Regions from separate parts of the Homo sapiens genome. Here region 1 is linked to region 2. The links are chromatin contacts, found by Hi-C or POLR2A ChIA-PET in ENCODE. All regions are on one chromosome and are shown on one strand. The core of a region is the stretch at or near the end of the contact, and the rest is flanking DNA. Distances in the headings are between cores, read along the strand shown.

Region 1 (4,409 bases), core at 1,046-3,545, 61 kb after region 2:
CCCTATAGGATCACAGTGGTCCTTATAAGTGAGGAGGGGTTGCAGAATCAGGAGAAGGTGATGTGAGGATGGAAGCAGAGACTGGGGTGACGGCTATGAAGATGGAGGAAGGGACCACAAGCTAAGGAACACAAGCAGCCACTAGACACAGGGAAAGGCAAGGAAATGGATTTTCTCCTAGAGCCTACAGACCAGCCAGCCCTGATGACACCTTGGTTTTAGCCCAGTGAGGCTGATTTTAGACTTCGGGCTTTCCAGAACTGTAAGAGAATATGTTGTTTTAAGTCACCTGTTTATGGTGATTTGTGACAACAGCCCTAGGAAACTAATATATCACCTTCAGTCAGAAAATCATTTGAGACCCAGTGCATAGAAGCCGCCTCTGTCTGCTCAGACAGAACTGACCCCTTCCTCCTGTCTGTTGTGGCGCCCCTTGTACCTGTCTGTCATCACGTTCATGCACAGGCAGAGGTGTCTCTTAACATAGTCCTTCCACTCCCAACCCGCATGCTCCAACATGTATGCCCACACTCTCAGCCACTCTTTGAGCCTCTCATTGCTTGGGCTGATCCGGGTTGGTGTGTGTCCACGTCTGTAGGAATGCAGGGCAGGCTGGTGGCAAGGTCAGTGTAAAGGACTTGTCTCTGGGGAAAGGGCCCTGGCATGCCCCAGGAGTGGCTCAGTTGGCGGGAGAGTAGAGGCCCTGTGGAAGATGGTGGGAGGGTGAAGGATGGGGCTGGAGAAATCAGCAGGGACCAGGTCAAGCAGGACCTTAGGACCAAGAGAAAGAGGTGGATCTTTGTTTTGAGGACAGAGAGGAGCCTAGTAGGATTTTGAGCAGGGGGGCGACTATGGATGACTGATGACTGGGTTCTCCTGGTTTGCGACTAGGTTAGAAGACTGTCTTTGTCCTCCCATCTTCTGGAAGTCAACTCTATGCCAGACACTCCTGAGCTATGCTTTTCACAGGATTTCTCATGCATCCATTTTATAGAGGAGAAAGCTGAGACTCAAAGAATGGAACCTCATGGAATCCATCCTCCACGTGGCTAGCTGAGTCATCTTTTAAACTATAAATTAAAGCATGTTACTCCCCTGCAAGAACTCTCCAAGGGCTTCCCATCTGGGATGAAATCCAAGTGCCTTATGGTGGCCCTAGGACCCCAAATCACGTCCTTGCCTCGCCCCTCTGCCTACTGTGTCCTGCCTGTTATTCCCCCTGCATGCGAGAGCTTCTACTTGTGGACCTCAGGGACTTTGCATTGCTGCTCCCTCTGCCTTAAATGCTCCCACCCACTACTTGTTGCCTGACAGCCTCCTTCTCTCTCTTCTGGGCTCCCTCAGTTTAATTGCTGCCTCTACAGAGAGACCCTGTCTCCACACTTCCTGTGTTTGCTGCACAGCACTTAGCACAATGCAACGTGTGACCACCTTTGTGTGTTTGCTTGTTTGTTGCCTGCCTCCTGCAGTGGACTCTGAGGCCTGCAGGGGCTGGGACTGTGTCTACCTTGCTTCTCGTTGTGTCCCAGCCCCCAGGAGCTGGTATGAAGGGGGCACTCAGCGAACAAACCTCTGCGGAAAGATGAAGGATGGGTCCTGTGTGCAGAGGGAGCTCTGGACCTTTGAGGGTGGCTGGAGGCTCCTGGACCTGCCTTGGAGGACAGACACCAGGCAGGGGCCAGCTGAGGAGGAGTGCCAGTGATTTCTCTGGGCACCTGGGCAGCCCCATTCCTATTGCACCTGGCCTTGACCCACTCCCTGTGCTGTCTACATTCTCTGTCACATTAAATGCTCTGCCTGCCATTTCAGCCTCTGGGAGGATCCACGAGGGTGTGGGGAGAGACGTCAGACCTGGGTTTGGATCCCAGCTCAGCCACTTAATAGCTATGAGACCTTGCACAATTCCCTTTAACTTTCCAAGCCTCAGTTTCTTCCTATGTAAAATGGGCATACAGAGGGACAGCCTTCTAGCACGTGACTCCTGGTGCTTGATTCGCTTGAAACTGCCTTATCTACAATCCAAAAAGCCCTGCGACGAGAAGTTGTTTTGTCAATATGCTGCAAACTCATTTGGCCCCCAAAATCTGACCTGAGCTGACGCGAGGCTCTTTGTAATCTTTACTCACCCCACTTGTGTGAATATTCATATGTTCCACTGCAGAAATATGAATGTGTTCCATTGCAGGTGTTGCCTGAGGCTCCACTGAAGCTATGGCATAATTTGCAGAATTTGCACTTCATTACTTTTCTGAAATTCAAACAAATTCTGAAACTGCACGAGTTCTGGCTGAGAGCTGTGGATCTGTGCATGTGAGTAGCTGCTGAAAACCCTCCTGGGTCACAGGAGGGCCCATGGGGGCCTCTGGCAGCCATCGCAGAGCCTGAAACCCGTTGTTTCCCCTTGGCTGGCTTCTGGTTTCTTGGCAGCCAGTGTCTTCTTAGCCACCTGGGGTTATGTTGGGTTTTGCTGGTTCAGGGGCAGGGGTTAAAGCTTAGGGCAGGGTGAGCCGAGGTACTCAGACATTTCTGATGTGAATTTAAAAGGAGAATTTTTTTTTAATGAATCATCAGAAGAAAGAAATCAGAAGGAAGTGTGTGACCAAGGAGAGGAAATTAGGGTTTGCAAATTGCATGAGTCACCCCCTTTCTGACTCCTGGGTGATCCCTTGCCCTTGGCACTTTTCACTCATCTCTGAGACTCTCAAGGCCGTATTCTGCATAACATGCTGGGGCTGTCATGGTTTTATTCTGGCTCCAAACCTGCTTCTCATTCTAGCCATCAGTATAAATTTCTAGTTTTGAATCACTGCCACGCTGTTTTACTTATTATTGTGTTAGCCAGTGTTTCTTCCCTGCCCAAGCCCTGCTCAGACTCCCGTTTCCCCATCTTAGTTAGCATCTACAACCCATTCTCCACCCAGAAGCCAGAGGCCAGTTTCTGAAGTGCAGCCCACATTCCGGGTTTCAGTCTCATCTCCCCAGTGTGGCCCTTGAAGCTCCCTTGTGATAAGGCCCTGCTTGCCTTTCTGTCTTATCTTGCACCGCCTTACTATTCCATGAATGGGCCCTTCCCTCCAGCTCCCAGGCTTTGGCAAATGCTGTTCCCACTGGCCTCTGCCCTCGCCTGGCTAGTTGTGTGCATGCTGCGGGTAGATCTGCTTAGAAGCCACCTCTTCCGTGAAGTCTTTTTACAAGGCCCTTGTCTAGGCCCCACGAACCTGGCTTCCCATCTACTTATCACCCACCCATATTCTGATTCCTGGTCCTGTCCCCTTCCCTAGACCATGAGCTCCGGGACAAAGACTGTGTGTCCACCAGGTGCAGTGGCTCAGGCCTGTAATCAGTCCTAGCACTTTGGGAGGCTGAGGTGGGTGGATCACCTGAGGTCAGGAGTTCGAGACCAGCCTGGCCAACATGATGAAACCCCATCTCTACTAAAGATACAAAAATTAGTTGGGCATGGTGGCGCATGCCTGTAATTCCAGCTACTCAGGAGGCTGAGGCAGGAGAATCGCTTGAACCCAGGAGGCCGAGGTTGCAGTGAGCTGAGATCATGCCACTGCACTCCAGCCTGGGTGAGAGTAAGGTTCTATCTTTAAAAAAAAAAAAAAAAAAAAAAGACTGTTTTCTGTATATCACTTTACCATCCCCAGCACTCAGAGTAAAAGGCTGTTTTAAGCAAGACTGTTTTAAGCCCTTGAGTGCTCGTCCCCTGCCTCTGGCTAGCTGTGTCTGCCTAAGAGTGGCCACCATATTGTCTTCCATTAGGCTGGAACCCGTTTCCCATGTCCGCAGTGGTGTGAAATATCCCAGTTGCATTGCAGTAAGTTTATTTTATGTGCATTTCCCCACTTGCCATTGAATCAGGTGTCCCTTTTTTCCCTTCCATATTTGTTTCTTAAGATATCGCCTCTTGTGTGACTTTTGTTTGAATCCCATGTCTTTTTGTCTGTTGGCATCTTGCTTTCTGTTTAATGTGACTGAGCCATTTCTACCTTGTATATATTAACTGTCTTATAGTTGGTGCTGATATTTTCTTAGTCTGATGTCCTTTTCATTTTGGTTTTATTATGTTTTCTTCCACAGAAGATATTAATGCATATATATTTGAATCTGTCAATCTCTCTTCCTCTGTGATTGCTTCGAGGGCTGAAGAAGTTATCCTGCTCCACAGATCTGATAAACATTCTGTTCTGTTTTCTGATTGTTTCCCTGTAACATGACTTTTTATGTTTAACTCTTTAATCCATTCGGAGTGCATGCATTTTGGTTGGTGTCTTGCAGTGGGTATCTAGTTCACTGTTCCTAAATAGGGACAGGATAACCCTCTTGTCCCCATTCTGTTTATTATATAATTAGCCCTTGTCTCTTTGTTTGCAAAAGGGGAGACAAAATATAGTAGCTGTTAT
Region 2 (4,577 bases), core at 142-2,641:
TCTGCAGGACACTTGACCAAACATTCCAGAAAACCTGGCGTCTCCATCATGCATTGAACATGCCATTTGGCACAATGCCATTGAGAAACTGGACTTGGGATATAGGGAGACCTGCTCAGGAAGTCCAGCTCTGCCAAAGACTAGCTGGGTAACCTTGGGAAAGTCACTCTACCTTCTGTTTAGTTTCCTTATTTGTCAAAATGAGGAATGAGTCTACCTGTCTCAGTCGGTGGTCACAAGGTTTAAGAGACATAGAGCATGTGAAGAGCCTTAGAGAACTAATTTGGCCTAGTCTAGCATCCCCTTCCTGCAGGAAGAGGCCCCCTCTCCTACTCCCTCCCTCTGGTTCTGTGGGTGGCCAGTCATTGCCACTTTTACTTCTCTGGACACACAGGTGAGGAAGTGGATCTCTTTGGGAACTTTCAAGTTGGAATTAAAGAAGGATCGCCTCTTTAGGATGGAAGAGCCTGGAAGATGTGAAGTAGGGGGGCAGTGGTGCCCATGTGGCCCAGAAAGCCAGTGTGTAAGCATGGAGAGAGTCCAGGCGGCATTTAATTTTGGGTTCTGGTTATTTCTGCAGCCAGCTGCAGCCCCTTCCACGTAAAGCAAATTCACTCATCAATTACCCTTTTACCCAAGCTGGATTAAGACAGGCTTCTGATCCTTGCATGACTGATGAACTCAGGAGTGAGGGATTGGGGGACCCTTCCCAGACTCCTCGTTGCTCCAGGTTTGTGTTCTTATTCTCCACTCTTACCTTTCCCATGAGATCTGAGGCTCTGTCTAGGCAGGGAATTAGTCATTTGACTTGCTCCTCCCTTTGAGTCAGCTTGGGGTTCAATCAGTGTTTGGGCTTAACCCCTGAGGCTCAGGCAACATCAGCAGGGCAGTGAGAGCCGTTGCTCAGGGAGTGGAGGTACTTAGAAAACTTTGAGATAGGTGCCAGGACTTCTGCCAGCTTCCAAGGGAGAACTAAGTTTGGACTTCTATGAATCTCAATGGCTAAACCACCTTCATTTCCACTCAGATGCACTAAATCCAAATTTCTGGAATCAAGGCCTGAGAATCTGCATGTTTTTCAAGCATCCGGGTGATTCTCATGTGACCTAAACTTGACAATCTCTGGGCTGAGTCTTTTATGAAGCCCCGAGTTCATCGTTTTACTTCTTCAGATTCCTGAGTACAGCAGTTTGGGGAAAGTTATAACCAAAACAAGCCAGCGAGCTAGTTTCTTATGCTAATGGTCACACAGATCTCATAATTACATGGAGGACACAAGTGTCTCATAATTAGCGTCTGCTGTTCTGTTCTTGGGGGGCAATTGTTCTGCAACAATGGCCAGGCTCAGTGCTGGACCACCAGCCTCCCTCAGCTCACTCCCCTCCACCACATTCCAATCTCATGAGAGAAGAGCCCCTAGTTCTCAGGACTTTAACCCTCTTCCTGCCAGCACCCCCAGGCCAGTGCTGAGGTAGGGGAGGTTCGTGATCTGATGCCGGGCATCCAGAGGGAAGTGGGAGAAAGAAATGTGGAATGACTGAGTACTGGGGGCAGCTAGCACTTTGCATTTAAGGCTGTGTTTCTCACTCAGACCTAACGAAGCATAACTTACAGGGTTGAGGCGCAGGAACCCCCCTTGGTAATTCTGATTTTACTAGGATTTGAGACTCACTGACCAAATCTTTACCTCTTTCAGGCTGACAAGTTGTCTAAAAGGGCAGGAGGACTTACTCCTGACATGCATCTGCCACCCAAACCATCACAATAGCCTTCCGCCTTCTCAGTGGGAGTACGAGTGACCCTGCAGCAGAAGGCAGCAGGAGGTGGTGACAAGAATACACGTCTGGCCCTAAAACCTGGGTCAGTCACATCCTGGCTGCCATTCACCAGCTATATGATTTTAGGAAAGTGGATTCACCTCTGAGCTGCAGATTCCTCATCAATAAAATGAAGACAAGAACACCCACCCTTAGTATTTGGGTATTTAGACTGTTTCCATGTTTTTTTTATTTCTTTTATCATATTCTTGGCATTACGAGTTTAGCATTCAAGGTTCTGACCAATAAGTGATCCCAGGGGTGTTCATGAAAATCCCCGGGGAAAGCTTTTACAAAATAAAGAACGGAGTCTATTGAGCTGGAATTTGTAAGGGCATGACTCAGGAATGGAGTATTTGGAGAAAGTTCTTCAGGTCTTCCTAATGCACACTTTTATCTTTTATTTTTAAATTTTTTTATTATTCATTATTATTTTTTTAGAGACAGGGCCTCACTCTGTTGCCCAGGCTAGAGTGCAATGGTGCAATCGCAGCTCACTGCAGCTTTGACCTCCAGGGCTCAAGTGATCCTCCTGTATCAGCCTCCCAAATAGCTAGGTCTACAGGCATGTGCCACCATGCCAAACTAATTTTTTAAACATTTTTTTGTAGAGACTGGGTGATACGGTTTGGCCGTGTCCCTGCCCAAATCTCAACTTGAATTGTATCTCCCAGAATTCGTATGTGTTGTGGGAGGGACCCAGGAGGAGGTAATTGAATCATGGGGGCTGGTCTTACCCCTGCTATTCTCATGATAGTGAGTAAGTCTCATGAGATCTGATGGGTTTATCAGGGGTTTCCACTTCTACTTCTTCCTCGACTTTCTCTTGCTGCCACTACATGAGAAGTGCCTTTAGTCTCCCTCCATGATTCTGAGGTCTCCCCAGCCATGCGGAACCGTAAGTCCAATTAAACCTCTTTTTCTTCCCAGTTTCGGGTATGTCTTCATCAGCAGTGTGAAAATGAACTAATACAGTGGGTTTTGCTATGTTGCCCAGGCTGGCCTCAAACTGTCCTCAACTCATCCTCCTGCCTCGGCCTCCCAAACTGCTGGGATTACAGATGTGAGCCACCATGCCTGGCCTCCTAATGCATACTTTTATTCAAACTCATCTGTGAGAGGCCTGGAAGGACTTTGACATGGTAAAAAAAAAAAAAAAAGTGTGATTTTGCAGAGGCATTGATTTAAATTGTGTACACTGATAATGTTAGAGCAAGTTTGTTAGCAGGGAGTGAGCCCAGGCAAGTACCCAGCATAGACCTGTCTGTCTCCTTTCTAAGATTTCCAAAGGGCTAAACAAGCTTTACTTATTATCTTATTTAATCCTAAATTTGTATTGCTGCTCTGGGCTACTCCCCAGGCCCCTAGACCCATATATCCAGCTACCTGCCTGATCTCTCCACTTGGATGGGAATAAACATCTCCAGTGTTGCTGGTCCCAACTGAAATTCTGATTCCCCCCAAACCTGCTCCAGTCTCAACCTCAATGGCAACTTACTTAATGACAATTAAATTCTTATGATTTATTGGGCATTTTGAATATATCCTTAAATGTTCCCTTTCTCTCACACCCTACATCCTATTCTTAAGCAAATTCCACTGACTCTACCCTTGCAAAACATGCGGAATCCAAACAGTTCTCATCATACTCATGGCAACCTCTCTATCCTAAGGCACTTTCACCTCTCTCCTGAATAATTGCCATCATATTAAGGCAATGTCTCTGATGCTTTTTTTTTTTCTTTTTAGAGACGAAGTCTTGCTCTGTCGCCAGGCTGGAGTACAGTGGCGTGATCTCGGCTCACTGCAACCTCTGCCTCCCGGGTTCAAGCGATTCTCCTGCCTCAGCCTCTCGAGTAGCTGGGACTACAGGCATGCGCCATCATGCCCAGCTAATTTTTGTATTTTTAGTAGAGACGGGGTTTCACCATGTTGGCCAGGATGGTCTCGATCTCTTGACCTCGTGATCCACCCGCCTCGGCCTCCTAAAGTGCTGGGATTACAGGCGTGAGCCACCGCGTACGGCCTTTTTATTTTATTTTAATTAATTTTTTGAGACAGTGTCTTACTCTGTCGCCCAGGCTGGAGTGCAGTGGTGCAATCTCAGCTCACTGCAACCTCCACCTCCTGGGTTCAAGCAATTCTTCCACCTCAGCCTCCGGAGTAGCTGGGATACAGGTGTGCGCCACCATGCCTGGCTAATTTTTGTATTTTTAGTAGAGATGGGGTTTCACCATGTTGGCCAGGCTGGTCTTGAACTCCTGACCTTAAGTGATCTGCTCACGTTGGCCTCCCAAAGTGCTGGGATTACAGGCTTGAACCACCGTACCCGGCCTAGACAAGAGGCTTTTTTATCCCAGTCTCCCAAATCTCTCTGAGCTATGCCATGCCAACTCTGCAGGAATCCAGGCAACTCTAGTCAGTGTGGACCTGAAAAGGAACTGAATTCTCTGTGGCTTTTTTGCTCATTGTTTCCACTTGAGAGGAATCCTAAAGAGAAAAGTGGAAGAATCGTTTGCACAAAGATATTTATCTCTGGGATGGGTGCGGTGGCTCACGCTTGTAATTGGAGCACTTTGGGAGACCAAGGTGGGCGGATCACGAGGTCAGGAGATCGAGACCATCCTGGCCAACATGGTGAAACCCCGTCTCTACTAAAAATACAAAAATTAGCTGGGCGTGATGGTGCTTGCCTGTAATCCCAGCTACTCGGGAGGCTGAGGCAGGAGAAATGCTTGAACCAGGAAATCGGAGGTTGCA

Evidence for each region. A loop is a pair of places that touch in the nucleus more often than their neighbours do. ChIA-PET counts read pairs that join two places held with the same protein, here RNA polymerase II (POLR2A). Pooled maps may share reads with other maps.
Region 1: a loop to region 2 is called in a pooled map of right lobe of liver, with 2.1 times the contacts of the local background. The contact joins the enhancer-like site here to the promoter of LINC01728 in region 2. A Hi-C loop is called at or near these places in 1 of 168 maps with a recorded cell type or tissue (sciatic nerve), 1 of 37 single-sample maps with no recorded cell type and 2 of 50 pooled maps. POLR2A ChIA-PET finds 5 or more read pairs at or near these places in 2 of 52 experiments (AG04450 and MCF 10A).

Annotation. Positions count from the first base shown.
Region 1 is chr20:43,952,963-43,957,371 of GRCh38, forward strand. All of the region lies in intron 1 of TOX2 (TOX high mobility group box family member 2), which reads left to right. Among named protein-coding and RNA genes, the nearest start is that of TOX2, 40 kb to the left of the region's middle. RefSeq lists enhancers at 1,677-2,876, 2,488-2,537, 3,010-3,644. Within about 2 kb of position 2,296, at least 8 of the 41 ENCODE cell types and tissues checked have a DNase peak (open chromatin) inside an H3K27ac peak, as active enhancers do.
Region 2 is chr20:43,893,327-43,897,903 of GRCh38, forward strand. LINC01728 (long intergenic non-protein coding RNA 1728) reads left to right here and starts at 1,392. Exons shown (of 2, transcript NR_134577.1): 1 at 1,392-1,471; 2 at 1,697-2,142.